Regions from separate parts of the Homo sapiens genome. Here all the other regions are linked to region 3. Evidence: read pairs that join two places in POLR2A ChIA-PET (ENCODE). Cell type or tissue: MCF 10A. All regions are shown on one strand. Each heading gives the region's core, and the rest is flanking DNA. Links, peaks and the distances in the headings are about the cores only.

Evidence for each region. ChIA-PET counts read pairs that join two places held together with the same protein. Peaks named below come from ENCODE experiments on the same cell type or tissue, not always from the same donor. Only the 100,000 strongest peaks of a DNase experiment are listed, where the experiment ranks them.
Region 1: POLR2A ChIA-PET joins it to region 3 with 5 read pairs; 4 of 35 experiments call an interaction of 5 or more read pairs at or near these places.
Region 2: POLR2A ChIA-PET joins it to region 3 with 5 read pairs; 4 of 35 experiments call an interaction of 5 or more read pairs at or near these places.

What each region holds. Positions count from the first base shown.
Region 1 is chr11:35,158,652-35,165,558 of GRCh38, reverse strand. All of the region lies in intron 1 of CD44 (CD44 molecule (IN blood group)), which reads right to left. It overlaps SNORD164 (small nucleolar RNA, C/D box 164), which reads right to left and starts at 2,609; the gene lies at 2,549-2,609. In MCF 10A, for the core only: no CTCF peak of the experiment used is centred there; no DNase peak of the experiment used is centred there.
Region 2 is chr11:35,166,478-35,173,384 of GRCh38, reverse strand. All of the region lies in intron 1 of CD44 (CD44 molecule (IN blood group)), which reads right to left. Among named protein-coding and RNA genes, the nearest start is that of SNORD164, 7.0 kb to the right of the region's middle. RefSeq lists an enhancer at 1-326. In MCF 10A, for the core only: no CTCF peak of the experiment used is centred there; a DNase peak (open chromatin) is centred at 6,554.
Region 3 is chr11:34,973,367-34,980,273 of GRCh38, reverse strand. It overlaps PDHX (pyruvate dehydrogenase complex component X), which reads right to left. Exons shown (of 11, transcript NM_003477.3): 8 at 2,092-2,150. Among named protein-coding and RNA genes, the nearest start is that of MIR1343, 35 kb to the right of the region's middle. In MCF 10A, for the core only: no CTCF peak of the experiment used is centred there; a DNase peak (open chromatin) is centred at 2,763.

The sequences.
Region 1 (6,907 bases), core at 665-5,664, 190 kb before region 3:
AACCGAATGGATTAAAGTACATCAGGCTTTGCTATTCTTGCCACGTAGCAGTTTCCTTCACCAATTATAAAGCACTTTCACACCCAAAAGCAGCCTGTGAGGCCCAGAGGGTAGGTACTACAGACCCATTTAAAAGGTGAAGAAACTAATGGACATAAGTTTCACAGACTCAAAGTCTTACGGAGAGTTTGGTAAACCCAGATCTCAACTCAGATTTTCCAGTTCTGCTAATTTTCCCCATTCCCCTCTGGTGCTGCCTTTTCAACTTGGGTTGTCAACAGGCAAATGGGACCAGTGGAAGCATTCAGAGAGAAGATTGATGGTTTTCAGATGTTTCTTTCTCTCCCTGACATGATGTCTTAGGCACAACCACAGTATTTCAAGTGGTTGAAAATCAAGCTGAGCTAATGGGGGCTGGAGTGAGGGTGGAAGGGCAGACCCAGAGACTCAATCTACCAGATGCTCATTCTCTTCCAGCACCCACCCTACCCCATCAATTGTTCTGGCACCCACCACAAAGCCCTAAGAGCCTTGGTGGAAAAGTCTGGAAAATACTGTGGTAGGGGCCAATCAAAGTGACGATGGCCACCACTTAGTAAGTCCTGCAATAAACCAGGGGCTCCAAAGCATTTGGAAACCTAGGAGGGTAAATCATCCCATGCAACGGACATACAAACAGATGCTCAGAGCAATTAGTACAGCTCAAAGGCTGCAGCCCAAATGAAATATATTGTGCAAAAATGCTATCCATGAGCCAGGCTTAGTATTATCATTTTTGTATTCTTCCCTTCATTATTAAGAACACAAATATCTTGCAACTTAAAGTTTTTCATAAAGATTGTCCCTTGCTCACTCTGCAGAGGAGATAGCAAAGTTTGAGTTTCCAATCCTACTCTAAGGAGACTGGGCTGGGTAAATAGTGGACTTGGCCAGATTTATACAATCAAAAACTGCAGTTAAGACTTGTTGTCTTTGAAGATACAGCCATCCAGATGGAGAGAAGCAAAAGGTCACCACCAATTCCACCAGAGCCCAACTTCAACACACAGCCCACGGCATCTCCAAATTTGATTTTCTTTCCTCTTGCCTCTTTTAGCATCTCCTTAAGTGAAAAAGAAAAGATTCTGCAATGTATGGAGCTGCTAATTTGTGTCAGATTGTAGTCTATGTGCCTTAATAGATGCTATACCTTGAGAAGTCAAAAAATCACCCCCATTTCACAGATGCAACAAGTGAGGCTGAGTACAATCCACTCAGCATCCTGCTATGAATGTGGCAAGAGCCAGGAGTCAAACCCCAGGATAACACTTGGTTTCTGACATGAGTTAGCTAAGACTCAGTTTACCAAAGCTGTGCCTCTCTGCTTGGGATATGTGGATTCTCACCCTGGGGCATGAAATGTATGTGAATGGTGGGGTAATGGATGTGGCTGTAACACTAAGGCTCTGGCAGCTTCTACTGCTGAGCCCCCAGCTGGGTTTTCCAGTGATATTAACACTAATAGAGTACCTACTGTGTGCCAGGCTCTGTGCTCGGTACTTCACATGAACTATCTCGTTTCAATCCCACAGTAGTCACATGAGATAAGTACTATTGCGATCATTGAAACTTGATACATATAAGAAAACTGAGGCTGAGAGAGGTGCAAGTTTGCACCAGCAGGGGGTGAGGCAGACAAATCTCTTCTTTCTCAGGGGCCACATGCAAATGTCTCTCTCCTTGCTGCACCTTGACTTTAGGAGGGTACAGACAAGAAGCAGAATCATGCCTCTTCTCAGATAGTTTTAACATCTTGGGTTAGAATTTGCTAATACCATGCACATTTAGCTGGGGGGAGGGAGCTGATTACTACTTTTTCCTCCCAGGAAGTAGCCATGAGACCAAAGAAGACAGGGAGAATTTCATAGAGAAATTGGTCTTGCACTGGGATTTAAGAGGCTTGAGCCTAAACAGGGCTGACCCTGTAGGGACCACAGCAAGAGGAAAAGCTTGATGAATGGACTGGATTTCTGCCTGACTAGTATAGTCCTCTAATTCTCCTATGAAGGATATTTGTTCTTCCCAGGACAGATGCCATCTGGTTCGCATACTCCATAGATTGATGCTTTTTTACCCCTTTCCCCATACCACCACTATGATTCACAGGGTGCACAATGCCAGTCACACTCCAATGGGCACTAACTGCCTTGTAATCCTAGTGGCCTCTTCCCTGTTACTCAAAGAAGCTTATCCGAATGCAAGCAAGTGAGTGTGCATGTTTTTCTAGGAACAACCATGAGTTTCCTTCAGTTTAGAAAAAAAAAAAAAGGTAAATCATTCATAACCCTTGGCACTTGGTGGCCAATAGCTCTTACTTACAATTTACCTTACAACCACCACTGACTTACAGGTGGATTAAAACAGAACAAGATTCATGCCTTTAGGTTATCTTGCCTTCTTCAAATATATTAGCAATGAAGTGATGCAGCTGCAAAAATATTTATTTGCAACAACAAAGCATTACAAGTGACAAAGTAGAGCTCTAAATTTCCACTGATTTCAAAGTCAGAGGACTCAGAAATCACCAGGTCACATGTTGGTGACTCAATCTCTGTCTTTCCTCATGTTCCTCTTTTTCTATCAGATGCTAAAGCGAACATGGGTGTACATGTCTGTGTGTGTGTGCATGTATGTGTGTGTTTCTGTCTGTGTGCACAAGAGCATGCACATAAGAAGCAGGGTCTCCTTCGCAGTCCAAGAACACTACTGCTATTCACTCTTCAGATGTTTTGGGGAGTTACACAAACTTTCCCAAGCAGAAGCCCTACAGAGGGAGAAGCTGGATTGTGGGGATATTTTTAAAATGTGGGCCAAAAGGTTTCCAGGATTACTACAGTTCCAACTGCCCTGTGAACTAATTGCTTGTAATTCACACCTCTTCCTGAGCTTTCAATCCGTGAAATCTCATCTGGAACAACGGATGCCAGTCTCAAATGCCAAGCTCCAGAGAACTCATTTCTGACAAGCTTTTAAATCCAACTCAAGTCACAGGGTTTGGACCAAAATCTTTACCATTCCATGCTTAGCTGAAGCAGGCCAAACATAACTTCCTTCTTTTAAGGAGCATGATCCATGCAAAGATCCAGAGGCTTGGAAATGAAGGACATTACAAATGACCCTTGTGTGCAGTTGTCAAAGAAAATAAGGTCTTGGTTTTCCCTTAAATAAATGACCCTCATACATGACAGGAGACCATACCTCGCAAAAGCCCATTCTTTCACCATAGACATTGGTGACCTAGACCTAGACCTAGAACCATCAGGGTGGGAACAACTGGGTCTCTTTCTATGAAATCTGTGCCTCTTAAAGCACCATTAGTTTCCATAAAGCATGGTGCAAGGTGTCAATTCACAGCACCTTCCCTATGATATGGTTGATACAAGCCAGATACAATCTTGGGGGCTGGGGAGTCAGACACGATCTGTGCCCTCAAAGAGCTTACCTCTAGAGTGAGGATATAGTATACAGGTAAATGATTAATACATGAATACGGTAATTTCAGATACTCATAGTGTTACACAGAAAATAAAAGAGGATAATATAATAGAGAATGACAGGGCTCTTTTGACAGGTGGTCTGTATGTCTAAGGCTCACTCTTTTATGAACTCATGGACACATTTTACTTATTTATGGGGCTTTTTGTAGGCTCAGATACCTGGCAAAAGGAAATACACTCCTCTTCCCCCCCAGCACACAGATTAAATAAGATTTGGAATTCATCTTTGCCTCCCACAGTCCATAAGAAGATGTCCTTAGAATTCAGACTCAGTAGGGTAGACAAGGGAAACTTGGAAGGCAAAGGCTACAACAACTGAATGACCTGGCTTAAGGGATAAGAGTTCCATTTGGGTCACAAGCTGGGTAGAATTGGTGTAAGTGAAGCTACATCCATCCTTTCTGAGTCTTGACCAGAAAAAATTCAAGGCAAAATCCAATCAGAGACTTACAGCGCTGCCCAGCAGAGTGCAACTGTGATGTGTCCACTCCCAAGCCCTCTGAACGCTTGCAAGGCTCTCCTGACCCCCTGACATCTATGCCATCCATTGCTTCACAATTGCTGGTAACTGGTGATTGCAAGGATTTACCCTCATTGTATTGTGAGATTGCAGTAACCATATGGCTTGGATCGGAAAGATCCAAGAAAGACTTGGGTCCAAGTCCTGGCTTGAGCTCTTGTGGGATGTTATGCATGCTATGTTTTCTTAACCTTTAAGCCTCAGTCTCTTCATCAGTAAAATAAAAGTAATGCCTTCCTTATGGGGTGCTTTTTGAGTATTAGATGAAGAAATATACCTAAATCATTTAGCAAAGGACCTGACTCTCTGCAAAGAGCCTGGTACTTAACAGATATTAGCCAATCATCTCAAAGATTAAAGTGTATTAAAGGCAGCTTAAAAGTAAAGTGCCTCTTACTCTAACTTAATTCTTTATTAACTGGTCAACCACTTTCAGTATCCTTGGTTACAACCACTCAAGACCTCCAGGCTTCCTGATAATTAGGAGCCAGAAGCCTAATTATCCAATACATGGGCTCTCACTCTACATTACATGTGTTCTCTCTTGATAGAGAGGATAGATTGGAGAGAGATGAGAGAGAGAGAAAGAGAAAGAGAGACTTTATAAAACACCATTCTAAGGAGGATCCTGCCTCAAGTGTCCTAACCCATATAACCAAAGTGGGTTCCACTGGGACCATGCCTTATTCATCTTTGTGTCCCCAGTGTCTGCCATTTAGTATGGTGTACAATAAATGTTAACTTGGTTTAGTGGGAAGAACATTAGGTTGAAGGTCTAGTGACCTGGAGTTTTAATATCAGGCTTCTTACTGATAAGCTGTGAGTACTTACAGAAGTCACTTTACCTTCAGAGGCCTCGTTTACTTTATCAGACAAGAACAGAGTTGGATTTGAATATCTCTAAGTCCCAGCCAACCCATCCCTCTGCCTCTAGAAGAAGGCTACATATCTTTCTCACTTACGCTACAAACACTCAAGGAATCCGTGTGACTCTCTCCTACCTGCAGAGAAATGGCATTTCACTCTGGTGTCAAGGTGGTTATGGTATAATGAATGCGTCAGACAGGGTGGACTAGCCAGTAAAAAGAAACAATTGGCAAAACACAAAAGAAAGTGTTACCAGCATCCTGCTCTCAGAATACACCAAATAAACGCCTTTCAGCACGCAGATATGAGAACCTGCCCCATCGAAGCTGGAGGGAAAGAGTGGTTTCAATTAAGAGAAATGCAGCAGCTACTGATTCCCTTAGAGAGAAGCCTCCTAAATTGCTACACACTGTCCCAGTGATCCCTGCAATAAATTTCAGCATCTTGGGCCAATTTGAACCATTCTTCAGTTCTGAGACAATCCTCACCTGAGGAGCTGCTGAGTGGCCCCCAACTGAAAAATGAATGGGAAGCTGGGAGGCATCCCCCACCTGGCACCTTGATCTTTGATGGCCTTGGAGGCCCCATTGCCCCTGGGGAGAGTGAGGAGAGGAAAGTTTCCACCACCTCCTTTCCTGAAGATGCCTCCCAAGAGTTCTCAATTGTTTTGAGCTCCTCAATTCTCAAGGAGCCAGAAAAATCCAGTTTCTTAGGAAAAGGAGACACCTTGAACTTTCAAGGCTCCATTCTAGGGACAGAAGAACAGGATTAATCCCATGAAGCTGAATGGGAACTTGCAGTGTAGTGTTAAAAGGGAGAAGGAGCTCTGAATTGAATTCCAGCCCCACCATATAAAAGCTGAGACATCTCAGGCAGGTTACGTCCGCTTTATGAGCCTCAGTTTCTCTGCCTGTAAACTGGCTCTGATGAAATTCAGCCATTCATTTATTCAGTTGTCATTTGCTGCCTCTCTCAAAGAGAAGTTGATGGGAGTTAGAGAATAAATATACAAAAAGCACCAGTAGAGAGTCTGGATCATAACAGATAGTTAATAAATGTCCGTTTTTTTTCCCTTCTCCTACAGGAAGATGAAACCTTGGATGACTGGCCCCAGTCTTCCCCGCTGCAAAGGGGTCTCATAGTTTCTAATTTATGATGTGTTTGCACCATGAAAAAATCATCTGCACTTTGATAATCTGCTCTTTCATCTCAAACAACAGTCCAAAATCACACTCTAATGAAATTAAAAGCAGATGAGAAACCGACACACATGTAAATACTCCTATTAAAAGGTGCAAAAGCCTTACTCACTTCTGAGGTGTGGCTGGGAGTGGCCAGATCTTGTTTTCTTTAGAGGACAGCAGAACTAAGCAGCTAAAGGCAATTAAAGGTATTTTTGGAGATGAGAGAATTGATTAAAAACGATGGACACACTTTATGCACTCAGAAGCTGGCACCTCATTGGCAACCAAGAAATTCCAAGCTTGCGCTTCTAGGGAGGAAGTGGACTCTGGGAAACTCCAAACTTCTCAGAATGAAAAGGAAGCTACTCTGTTAAACTGCCTCTGGAAAGAGCCCTTCTGTTCTCTGGCCTCAGAGAACAGCACTGTAAGGAAACAATTGCAATGGGAGAGGGAGGAAAACACCATTTCTTCCTCCAGCCCCACCACCCACTGCCAGGACAGAAGGCAGGAAGAGGCTGATCCTGCTGAGACAAGCAGCCTTGGGGATTGACTGTAATTGTGCAAGTAAAGACAGGACCTGGAGTGCGTTTCCCAGTTCACTTTCACCAGCTACAGCAATAATCCTGCTTCCCGGAACATTCCATGCTGCTTCATTTGCTCAGCAACAGTTGTTCCAGGAAGCCTGTATGCACATAGTGTCAGCTTGCTGGTGTGCCCGCCCTGCCAAATTCAATGAGAGTTTATTGGCTAATGTTTTTCCCAGAAATGGGATGAAAATCTTCCAGAGGCAGCTGGAATCA
Region 2 (6,907 bases), core at 1,663-6,662, 190 kb before region 3:
CATTTTCAACTTTGGCCTCAGTTGGCCAGTCTTACAAAAGGAAACTGTCAATCTACATGACAGACCTTCCGGGGCCTCTCCTTGTCCAGCACACAAAAGAAAAACAAAGCATTCCTATCAGCTTCTTGAAGATAAGGCTGATAGGGGAGCCTCTGATTCCAGGTGAGGCAAACTACCTGTCTGCCCCTGGCCCAGGTGGCTGCTGTCACTCTCAGGTTAAAAATCAACTCTGAGGCATGGACAATAATTGGAGCTCAATGGTAGTTTCTTTCTTATTACAGTCAATTCTACCTTGCCACCTGGCAGACAGAATATGCAAATGTAAGAGGAACCAATTGAGGCTGAGACTTTTCAGTAAAATCCCTTGAGTTTCATGAGTTTCAGCAAAATCCCTTGAGTTTCAGAAGCCAACATAACTTCACTGACAATACATGCATCCATTGTGTGAGTGTGTCTATATGACGGGTCTTCCAAAAGTTCCATGAAAAATACGTGCTATGAAAAAACTATACATAGATTTCAAATTTTTTTTTTTGCACCAAAATAAACTCTCACTAACTTGATATATCTGAACAGGATCTAGTTTGAGGCACTAACAAGGATAAGACATGTTTGAAAAGATCCTCTCTCAGAGCAACATGAATTCTGCTAAAATTGAAGCAAGAACACACACCAAAATTTTTGGTGAAGCTTAGGTGGAAGAATGAAAAAATCATTGATGCTTTATGAAAAGTTCATCAGGACAATGTCCCAAAGAAATCAGCAGCTTACAAACAGATAACTTGTTTGAAGAAGGGACAAGATGATGTTGAAGATGAAGCCTGCAGCGATATGCCATCCACATCAATTTGGGAGAAAAAAATTAATCTTATTTGTGACTTAAATGAAGAGGACCAATGATTAACAGCAGAAACAATGGCCAGCATCATAGACATCTCAACTGGTTCAGCTTACACAAATCTGACTGAAAAATTAAAGTTGAGCAAACTTTCCACTCAGTGGTTGCCAAAACCATTGTGCCCAGATCAGCTGCAACCAAGAGCTGAGCTTTCAATGGAAATTTTAAACAAGTGGGATCAAGATCCTGAAGCATTTCTTTGAGAATTATAACAGGAGATGAAACATGGCCTTATGTGTGTGATCCTGAAGACAAAGCACAATCAAAGGAATAGCTACCAAGAGGTGGAAGTGGTCCAGTCAAAGCAAAAGTGGACAAGTCAAAGCAGGTGGACCAGTGTAGAGCCAAGGTCATGGCAGCCGTTGTCTGAGATGCTCAAGGCATTTTGTTTGTTAACTTTCTGGAAGGTCAAAGAACGATAACATCTGCTAATTATGAGAGTGTTTTCAGAAAGGTAGCCCAAGCTTTTGAAGAAAAAATGTATCGAAAAGCTTCACCAGAGAGTCTTCCTCCATCATGACATGACAATGCTCCTGCTCATTATTCTCATCAAACAAAGGCAATTTTTTTGAGAATTTCTATGGAGAAGCCATTAGGCATCCACCTTATAGTCCAAATTTGACTCCTTCTGACTTTTTTTTTTTTGTTACTTAATCTTTAAAAATCTTCAAAGGGCACCCATTTTTCTTTAGTTAACAATGTAAGAAAGATTGCATTGATGTGATTAAATTCCCAGGACCCTCAGTTCTTTAGGGATGGACTAAATGGCCGCTATCATAGCTTATAACAGTATCTTGAATGTGATGGTGCTTATGTTGAGAAGTAAAGTTTACATCTTTAAACTTTTATCTTTTAATCTCATTTTTCCATGAACATTTTGAATTCTCCTCATACTTATATGTTTGTATGCAAGTGAGTGTGTGGTTGTATGTGCATGTGATCAGCCAAGACAGGATGAAACAGACAAACTCAACCTTTAGCCTTCCTAGATGTGAAGGCTTAAGCAGGTTCTGACACATTGTAGGTATCTGCAAAGGGCTGCTGATTGGATGAAGAAATCCTATGCAAAGTAAAAATTCCACAGCTTACATTTATCTTGATCTCATGAGAAAGTCCAACTCCTAACCCTGACGCTATTTAGCTACTTAGGAGTTGCAAGAATGGTGTCAAATACTTCATTTCTGGTCAACTATCCTGTGAATGTTCACAATCCTTCTACTCTAGGTCCCTCTTGACTTAAAAGGAGCCAACATTTTCAAGGCTGTGTGTCATTCAAACCCTGATAATTTATGAAGACATTTCATCAGGTTTCCTTGATACTAACGCAAACCCAAATTATTACCCGGGAGGATATTAATAATGCCAACAGCAAGAGCAGTGGCTAATATTTATTGTGCATTCATTGTGTATATGCCAGGCTCTATTTTAGGCACTTTAGAATTATTTACTCATTTTATCCTTAAAACATTCCTATGAGGTGGGTAATATTAGTATCCTCATTTTCCAGATGGAGAAACTAACACACAGAGAGGGGAAGAAATAAAGAAACATGCCCAAACTCACAATGAAGTAGAATTAAGGCAAGGTTAAGATGTGAATAGCCATGGACCACAGAACATTGCTTGACAGAGTGCCAGTGTCTCTGGCAATGGTGCTAGCCATGCTGCAAACCACTATAGAGAGGCAAGACTCCTCAGATGTCTGTGTGTCTCTCCTGAGAAACAGAGAACTCTGTGATTCAGGATCCACTTTGATTCAAGAAGCTAATACTAAATGGCTGATTGCATCTCTCAAACAAGCCTTTCTGGCTGGAAATAAACCAAGAATGTTTTCCGTTGAGCCCTCTGGTCTCCAATAAATCTCCTGCATCATGTAATGAATAAAATGTCCCAAGTGCCTCCCTCTGAGCGATAAATGAGCTCAACTGAAAACACTGACTGTTTGAGGCCACTTTTGGATTTGGAGAGGAGACTTCCCGTGGTAGAAATGCCACCAGGCCTTTAGCACGCTCATTACTATAGGGCTGTGGGCAGCACAGAGGGGTCATGGAGACCAGTGTCCCAGTGTCTAGGAACCTTATCTCCCTACCCACATGGGAAGAGGTCTGCTAGGGAGCTGTCAGGAAGGCGAGAAAAAGGAGCTCTGAAAGAAGGTTTTTTTGTCCTATAAAGCTGGTCTGTAGTGCCAAACTTTTATGAAGGTCAGTAGTTCAACCTAGTTAGGACCTCCTCAAACCTGGTTCAATTCCTGACCCTGCCACTCACTTTAGGTGACACAGGTTGTTAATTACTTAACCTCTCTGACTCTCCACCTCTTCCTTGATGGGATGACAATGCGAACCTGTCAGGGTTTATGGGACTATTACATGAAATAAGGTATGTCAAACACTTGATATGGTGTTTGACACTTAATAATCAGAGCCAATGAGCATTGCACACTTATTAGGTGCCTTATGTACTTCAGCTAATTTAATTCTCATAAAAATGCTATGAGGTAGGCACTATTGCTAAACCCATTTTAGAGATGAGGAAACTGAGGCACAAAGTGGTGAAGTCCTTTGCCCAATGTCATCCAAGTGGGAAAGTCAGGATTCTAACCTCTATGCTATGTTGCCTCCTATTCAGGCTCCTGGTTACAGGTACTATGCATTCTCTCCTGGATAAACCATCACTGATCCCAAATGCCATTAATCTCATCTATACTGCCCCCTAAGCCTCAGATCAAGGAAAATAGATCTCTGATAAAATTGTCCGAGCACATTTCAAAGCTTTGCCTAGATTGTAGGGCCTGCGAGGAATAATAGCTTCTTGGTCCACCCCAGTTATTTCTGAAGTTGTAGAAAATCACAACATGTGCTGGGAAGAGAGCACTGTGTAATTTTCACCCAAGTTGCCATTATCTACGTCTTCCCAAACTTTCCTGAGAGGTGAGTGGCCTGGTACTAGTATTGGAGCTGGGCTGCAAGGGATTTTCAATATGGAATCCAGGAGCTGGTCAATACATCCATGGACCTGTGAGATTATATGCAAGATTGTGTGTATGGATGTGTGTGTGTGTGTGTGTGTGTGTGTGTTTAGGTAGGGCAACATCTCTGGTTTTCATTGGTTTTCAAAGTCTGTGACACAACCAGGTAAAGAATTACAAGAAATTATTATCTTCAAGGTCTCTAGTAACCAGAAATTCCAGCATTCTGAAATTTTGGAACTTCTCTGTGGGCTTCGTTGACAACAGAAATGGTGTCTCCCTTCTTCACAATTATATTCCCAGTACCTAGTACAGCCTCCCATGGTAGGCAAATGTTGAATGAAATAATGAATTAATAAATGCTCTCTTTCTGCCCCCAACCCCCGACAGGCTGCAGTCTTATAGGGTGCAAAAAGATCACCTATCAGGTTCCTTTCCCACATCATATCTGAGGAATCACCAGCTGGTGTTTGCTGAGAATTCCTTATTGGATACTTAAAATGTCTTTAACCCAGAACTTTGCTTCTGTGAACATTTGCTGTTTTCCCCGAAAGCAAATGTTTCAGAGACCAACTTTTAGTTTTGTAACTGGCTTTGTCTGTCTGAATGTGCAAGCTATCATCTCAGTTACAGGACAGTATGTTCACATACCATCACAGGGCCATTTCTGAGGCCAGATCTCCTAGGGAACATGGCAAACACAGTACATTCCATATGAAGACCACCCAAAGACAACCTACAGTCATACTATGCCCAAAGAGAGGGCACTGTCAGTTCTCCAGACCAGACGTCTCCAGATTCTGCAAAATGAGTTAATTTGTTTTCTAACTTGAGCCACCCAGGTGTGCCTGATCCCTATTTGTCATCTCCTCAGGAGGGATGAGGCAGAATTAGATTTTTGGTTCCAGATTAAGCTATATGTAAGGAGAAGTTGCTTTATCATGAAGATGAGAATAAAGCCAGTTCCTGCTACTCAATGGTGTTCTAATTCCTGCAGCTCCTGGTCCATAACCACAGTGAGCACTCACTGAGTGCCTAGTCTGGGTTCAAGGTATTCAGCACTTTACACCTAATATTTCACTTAATTTTCCTAACAATCCTGTGTGGCAGGCATTTTTATTATCCCCATTTTACACAAGAGGTAACTGATTCATTGAGAAGATGTAAGTAACTTGTGCTAGTCACTGGGGGACCTGGGTTTCAGACTGGGCAATCTGGCTGATCATTTTCCAGTGTTAAATTCCAACTTATGCACAGGTCAGACACTGAAATGACAGGAAGCCCACTTACCCTTCATGTGATTTTTTAATAAAGTGTGGAGAGGTGATCATGAAAAGAGAGCCCTAGAGAGAAGAATTTGAGCTTATTGAATATTATTTTAAGATCAGAAGTCCCTTGATTCTGGACCACAAGATAGGGGCCTTTACCAAGGCCTGGTAAGGCTTCAGTGGAACAAACTTCACTAATGGAATTTTCACTCTCTCTCCAGAGAGGAGATTCTGAAGTCTTGACCTTGACTGGCTTTCCCCAGCAGTGGGCTGACTGCTTCTCTCTGATTCTGCCTGTTGGTCTTCCCATCATACTCTTGGGAATTTAGAAAGCCCAAACCTAGTCGTAGCCCCCAGGCCTCCTGCCCTTTACAGCCTGAATGCTCTCTCTACAATTAGGCAGGGCTCTTAGGAGAGGACTCCAGGACTTGGGGTTGGCCCAGGGTTGGGTCACCAAGGACACAGGCTGTCCTTGTGACATTACGAGATGTCTGCAGCCAAACCCAAAAATCTAGACTGACCAAGCTAAGGCTCCAGGTTGATGTAGCTGGAACATAGCTCTCTGGGTGGACTGCACCCAAAGTGATTGAGCTCCTGGGAGTCAACCACACACAAACCACTTGGGCAGCCAGAAGCACTGGTAAGCTCTCCAAATTTTTTATTTTTACAGTGTTTATCATTAAAAAGCCAGGATTCTATTTCTGTCCTCTGATTTGCTGAGCTCATGTCCAAAACAGATTGCACAACTAATAAATCTTACTGAGCTGGTTCTGATCAGAAGTAGGAAGGGAAAAGGACAAGGTTTTGTTGTTTTAAAGCATTATTGTTAATTGGATTATCTATTTTTAAAGCCAGGAGGCACAATGGGAAGCTTCTAACCAATTTCTCTTGTGACACAGGAGAAAATAAAATCAAGGATAGCCGAGTATGGTCCTCCAGCAAGTTAAAAAACAAAACAAAACAAACAAAAAACAAAAACAAAAACACACACACACACACACAAAACTCAGTGGTTCATAATTGCAGATTTCTGACTCCTACACCAGTGCTGTTGCTACTGATCTATCTTTCATAAGAGGTCTGAGCAAGCTGCTCTCAAAAAAGCCACAACTCACTGTCTTAATAGGACACGAAGAAGTCATTTTCTTCTTCATTTGTTCGAAGGCTTCAAAGCCCAGAAGTTTTCATCTGGGAGTCTTTCTAGCTATTGTGCCCTCTGCTGCCCCCCAGGCCTGCCAGTCTAGAAGGCTGGCACATCACTCGCCCCCATCTCCTGATGCCCATGTGATGGGCTCCTGGTGAAAGGGTGTATTGTTTAGCATCCACTTCTGAATGAGGCCAGAATCACACTTGGTGGCCGAATCGCCTTTGGCTGCCCAGTGCAGACCATGAGTCTTGAGTGACTCAGTCTCTCCCGGAATTGCCCTGGAGGCAGATGAGGGTTTAATGAGCAGAGAAAACAGTCATGCACAATCATACCCAGAGAATTTCCTCCAGAATGTGCCCTGGGTTGCTTTCAACTGAGCTATTCATCACTTGGCACTTAGAAATGCAAGGCACCCCAACGTCTTGGCGCCTGGCTGGACCCCCTGATTTCTCTGCCTTTTTTCCGTGGAGCCTGGAGCCTGTCATGGCAGTCAACGCTGAACCAACATGGAGGGGCCTGTCACATTGGAGAAGAATCCCAAGGGTTCTCCTAGCTGTTACCCTGGCCCTTCAGCCAAGGCCACCAAATGATCAACCCAATGCACAGCCTAGAAAGCTCTTGGGTTGTTTT
Region 3 (6,907 bases), core at 825-5,824:
GAAGGAAAAAATACATAACAAAACAATACAAGCTAAGAATATATAAATATGCAATAGAAGTGAGATAGAGGTCAGAATAACCCCAGGCACTGAGGATGTTAAAATAATTATAAGAAACAAAATGACTCTAGGCTAGTAAGTTTGGGAATCTAAATTAAATGAGTGATTTTCTGGGAAAATATAAGCTTTTAAAATTGATTTTTTAAAAAAGCTGAAAATTAAAACAGATCAGTAATTATGGTGAAAGAAAAAAAAAAAGGGAAAGCTGCCAAGATCCCCTCCTCAAAATAGAAGCAGGTTCAGATATTTTTACTGGTGAATTCTATGAAACTAGAAAATATAAAAAAATTTATAATATTGAAATGTGTACAGAGGAAAGAAAAGAAGAAATAATCCAAATTCATTTAATGAAGCCAATGATTAGGGAAAAAAGGTCTGATAATGTTGGCACAAAATTTAAATTACCACTACTTATGACTCTGGATACAAACATTATCCAATGAAATATTAACGAATAGCTTATGCCCATTAGAGATTTATTTAAGGAGTGCAAAAATGATTCACAATTAATGATATCAATCACAATAATAGTCAATTAATTAAATCATTAATATAATTCAAAATATTTCATCAAAAGAGAAAAGTTATATGAATAATTAGATACTGCTGAAAGGGCATGCTTTTTAAGTTCTGTATTAATGTAATTTTCAGAATACAGAGTGCTAACCATTACACCATGGAACCCTCATTAATGTATTTTTCAAGAAATAAAAAGTTAATTATAAATGTACTTTAAATACAGTCTGTTAACAAGCAGTGATCCCAGAAAATAGCCTCGTTACAGAAAGGAGGCATGATGAAAAATAGTGCCAGGCAGGAAGGCAGGAAGCCTGGGTTCTAGATTTACAACTCCAGCCAGCTAGGTTTACATCACCTCCACTGAACTGCAGGCTCATATGTTCACCTGCCTTCCTGCCACCTCCACTGGAATATCTGTTAGGCTCCTCAAATGTAACATGTCTAAAACCAAACTCTAGATTCCTTAACCCAAAGCTATACCCCTCCCAGTTTTCCCAATCTTAGTACATGGAAAACTCATTCCTCCCATTGCTTGGGCCAAAATGCTTGTTTCTCTTTCTCACACCCCATATCCAATCCATCAGCAAATCCTGTTGGCTCTACTTTTGAAACATAACACAAATCTCCACTTCACCCTAGCTCCATTTGCTACCACATTTGTCCAAGCCACTGTGATCTTCTAAAGCCTCCCAGGGGAGCTCATCGTCTCCTCCCTTGCCTCTCCACAGGCTACATTCTACACAGCACCCAGGGCAGCCTCTCCTTTTCGTTTCTGAAGTATAAGTCAGATCACATTAGTTATTTGTTCAAAACCCTCCAAAGGCTTCCTTCTCACCCATAATAAAATCCCTAGTCCTCACCATGTCCAACAAGGCCTCATGTACTTGGGTTCCCCTTCATGCTCTCCCACTGTTATTTAAATCTTATCTCCCACCTCTCCATACTAGGCACATTCCACCCTCAGCACCACATCTTTGGTTAATGCGATCCTCTGCTTGCAGCCTTGGTGTTTGCTGGTCCCTCTGTGTGGAATGCACTTTTACCACATACCTATGTGGCTCACTCCCTCTGTTTTCTCAGGCCGTATCTAAATTATCGCCTTGTCAGAGGGGCTTCCCTCGCTTCCCTTTTGAAAAATCACCCCTAGTTACTTTGTCCCCTTATCCTTTCTTTTTCTCCTCAGCACTTTCACCATCTGACATATAATAGTGTTTGTCTCCTCCAACTAGAATGTAAGCCCCAGGGACAGCAGAAATCAAGTAAGCTTTTGTTTACTGCTCTATCTCTAATGCCTAGAATAAATGGTTTTCATCCTGCTCTAATTCATTGTGAGCCCTTTTGATTTACAGTTTCTTCATTTGTAAAATGAGGGAGATCAAACGATAGGATATTTTTAGCAAGACAATTATAAAATTTTTGTGATTTAAAAATAAGAGTTCTATTTGTCATTGTAAAAATTCCACGACATGAAACTACTTAAGAAGACAAAATCATTTGAAGTCTGCTACTTACTTTAAGGGTAACAGCTGCTGCCTTGATGATAAAATCATTTACTGATACTTTAATGTCATCTGAAAGAAAAATAAGGTTAGTAAAATTAGTATTCCTAATATAACTTTAACATTGACCATTACAACTTCAAACTTGTAAATTATGGAATGTACTGACAAACAATGATAAAAAATTACAAGCTTTTGTTTGCTTAGTCAATAAGGTTCCCATGATTAGAAAAACTTGCATTATATGAGGTCCTGGATCAATAATATTAACCATGAATGTAAGTTTACTTCTGGGCCTTGGTTATCAATTTTTTAAATTGCTTAGATATCATACACAAGAACCTGAAGGACCCATTACAAGCATAATCAGAAAAAAAGAACTAACTCCTATGTCTCGAAAAAGACAAATGATCTCTCTGTGGTGTGTGCAGTCAGGAAGTTTACAAGATGATTCATTTTCTTCCTCGTTCTTTTCAAATACCCTTATTCTCTGTATGCTTTATAACATACTGATTATACTAGAACAGTGATACATGTAGGTACTTTATATATAAACAGTTATATATACACATATGGGAAAGTGTTCGAAAATTTCTTTTTACTAATGGGGTGTAGGTGAAAAAAAATTTAACTGCTTTTTAACTTAACAAAACAGGATATAACAAAAGCCAAAGATGAAGCAATGCTGGCATAGGTCCTAGTGTGATTAATAAAATGAGGTTCTCCATCCATAGTTTTATGGTGAATGCATTTGAATCAATTTCTTTCCAGTATACATAATGATTTTAAGATAAAGCTGGGGTCCTCCCACTTCCTACGAGCTGATCATAACTAAAGTATTTGTTTATGTCTTTGCATTTGCCACTGGGTATAACAGTGTTAGAAAATGTAAACAACACTTGATTCTTTCTTGCAAGAGCTTATAGAAAAAGACTCTAAGATCTAGATCTAGTCAGTGGTATGTGGCAAAAAACCTATCCTATTACTAAAGTATCACGGAATTTTAGGTGAATAACAGCTCATTCCAAAGGCATCCTGGAGACTACAGAAAGGGATTAGATGAATTACCATAAACCTAAATACTGTCAAACTGTCACGATAACTGTCAGCTGCAAAGTATCAAAGCTCCTCTAATTCAGAATTCCAGAAATATATAAACATTTTTGCTTAAAACCCCTTTAGGAATAGAAATATAAATGGACTTACAGTGCTTACAAGCTTTTAATGATAACCACATAGAAAGATTTGGTTTGTACAAATTCAAATGTAACAGTTCATGAACTTACTCTGCTTACCTTTCATGGCTCTCTCAGCTTTCTCTTCACTTTATCTACTTACCCACAGGTATTCACAGTGAAGACTTCTAAAACCATCTGCCAGCTAATGACCCCCAAACCTACCACCTAAGTCCACAGTCCTCACTTAAAATTCTGTATTCAGCATACTCCCACATTTAGGAACATTCTTGAGTTGAATGAAATATATTCTTTTACTGGCTCCTATGTCACTATACTCTCCTGGTTTTCTTCCACTTTCTGCCCACTCACTCATTTTTATTCCTTTCCTCTCAATGTTGGCATCTCCCCAGGCTAGAAGTTCCAGTTCCAATTCCAAGGTTTTGATACCATTTATATAATGATGACTCTTCCAAATTCTACCTCTAATTCTGAGATACTGAGGCTTCAGACTTGTATATCCAACTTCTCACATGAAATTTCTACTTGCATCGCTTACAAGCATCTCAAATCTAACATGTGTAAAGTAGGTTTCTCTTTGAATTCCTTTATTTTTAACTCTTTATAATGGAGATTTTCCAAACATATTGAAAGGAGATGCTGTTACATTTACTGAGTAGAAAACAGTTTGTAAGGTAATATCAAACATTCTCATTTACACATTGTCAAGACAGAAAAGCAAAGTGTGAAGCATGCATACAGAATGTTATGTATTGTAACTTTATATGAGAAAGAGGAGTGAAGATAGATAATGTGGGGTGTAAAGATTTTTAAGAAAATTCCTAATTACCAAGGTGTACCAAAACTGGACCATGCAAAGATAATAAACTAATCCATATCTCCTCTGAAATATTACTGTTTTCTGCCTTATTAGAGTAAGAAAACAGGAAAGTGATTCCCATATTAACCTCTATATCATGACTAAGCAAGTATGATCTGAGAACTACAGGAGTGTTTCCAGGGTTCATTTTTTAGAAACTTCTCACTTTCTTTAAAATAGCTTTCCATTTAGTTCCTTGAACTTTTAAAAGCTCTCAAGTTGTCTTTATATGAAATCTTGAAACTCTGTATATAAACTGATAAAAGTCCTGCTTTCACCTGGGATGTAGAAAGTTGCAAAAGAAAGCTGTTCCCATCCTGACAGGGTGAAAGAAAAAGCAGGATAAATTACAAAATCGTAACTTTTCTTGAGCTCATTAGGGAGCGGAGGTTACAAAGCAAACAGGTGAACTGAATGCCAAAGAGTGATAATCCACTCAGAGGAGAGACAAACACAGGAAGTAAATACCCACTGTCAGAGTACAGGAGTAAAGAGGGCAGAGTATGGTACAACATGCATAAACAGATGGCGACTAGCAGCAGAGAAATGGAAACTAAAAAAACATTCAATTGGAAATCCAGAGGGGAAAATCCATGCTAACCAAGATAAAAAATATATATTTTGCTAAGCTTTGCAGACACAGCTAAGAAATCAGTGAACTTGAAGCTAGGTAAACAAAAATTATCCAATATGAAACATAAAGAGAAAAAAGAATGAACAAAAAAAATAGAGCATTTAAGAGCTTTGGGCAATTCAAAAAGTCTAACATTTAAAATTGGAGCCCCAAAGAGAAACCACATGGAACAGAAGATATCATTAAAAATAACTGGAAATTTTTCACAATTAAAGGAAGACAACAAACCATACATCTAAGAAGCTGAGAGAAACCCAAACAGTAAATACAATAGAAAAAAAAATCTAGGCATACAATAGCCAAATTGGTAATGCAAAAATCTTGAAAGCAACCAGACAGGTGGAAAACATCATATACAATGGAACAAATATTAAGAACGGCAGCAGACATTCTAAGACAGAAAATAAAGAAATAGTATCTTTATTTAAAGAACTGAAACAAAACCCCTATTAACTGAAAAATCTATATCCAGCAAAAATAATTCTTAAAAATGATAAAGATATATCCATTAGGGTGACTACTATCAAAAACCAGAAAATAACAAGTATTGGCAAAAATGTGGAGAAATTTCAACCTTTGTGCACTTCATTTTTGTTTTTGGAGACAGGTCTTGCTCTATGAGCCAGGCTGGAATTAAGTGGTGCAATTATAGCTCACTGTAACCTCCAACTCCTGGGCTCAAGCAATCCTCCCACCTCAGTCTCCCAAGTAGCTGGGACTACAGGCATATGCCATCTGCCCGACTAGTTTTTCAATTTTTTTGTAGAGATAGGGTCTCGTTCTGTTTCCCAGGCAGGTCTCGAACCCCTGTCCTCAGCCTCCCAAAGTGATAGGATTACAGGGATGAGCCATCATGCCTGACCCATTGGTGCGCCATTAGTGGGAATGCAAAATGGCACAGCCACTAAGGAAAACAGTATGGTAGCTCCTTAAAAAATTAAAAATAGAATTATCATATAATCCAGTAATTCCACTTCTGGGGATATACCTAAAATATTTGAAAACAGAGACACAAAGAGATATTTGTACAGCCACGTTCACAGCAGTATTATTCACAATAGCCAAAAGGTAAAAACAACCTAATGTATTTATCCATTAACACATGAATTAACAAAGTAGGGTAGATACATACAATGGAACACTGTTCAGCCTTAAAAAGGAAATTTTTATACATTCTGCAACATGCATGAACCCTGAAGACATAATGCCAAGTGGAATAAGCCAGTCACAAAAGGACAAGTACTATATGATCCCACTAATATGATGTACTTAGAATCATCAAATTTATAGGAACAGAAAGAAGAATGGTGATTGTCAGGGGTGGTGGGAAAGAGGAATGAAGAGTATACAGAGTTTCCATTTTGCAGGATGAAAAACGTTCTGCAGATGAATGGTGGCAATGGTTGCAAACAATGTAAATGTACTTAATGTCAACGAACTAACTGTACACGGAAAATGGTAAGACTCATGTTATATATTCAACTACACTTTAAAAAATTGTTTTAAAAAGGAACAATGTGAAAGACAAAATAGACTTTTTCAGACAAAAACTGAGAAAATTTATTGTCAGTCAATCTGTACTATAAGAAGCATTAAAGGAAGTTCTTTGGGTAGAAGTATAATAGCAGACAGCACTTTAATTCTATACAAAGAAATGAAAAAAAGTACAGATAAATATAAAAGACATTTTTTCCCTCATTTTAAAACTCCAAAAGAGTTTATTTGCTAAAGCAAAAAACATTAAACATGTATTCTGGGGCTTACATCATATATAGAAGTAAAACATGACAACAGCAGTACAAAATATGAGAGGGAGGAAGTGCAAGTATATAGTTATGAGGTTCTTATATTAAACATGGAGTGGGGTGTAATACAATTTGAAGCCAGGCCGTGATAAATTAAAGAATTACATTGTAAACCCTAAGAAAACCATTGCAAAGCAGGTAAGAAGAGAAAAAAGAAGATAAAATGAATAAATACAATAGAATGATAACAAAATAAGTAACCAAAAAGATAAGGAAAGAAGAATAAAAGAGGTGGGACAAAGAGAATGCAAAGAAAGAACAAAATGGTAGATTTAAATCCAACTATCCCATTAAATGTGAGCGGTCTAAACATCTTAAGAGACTAAAGAATTGGA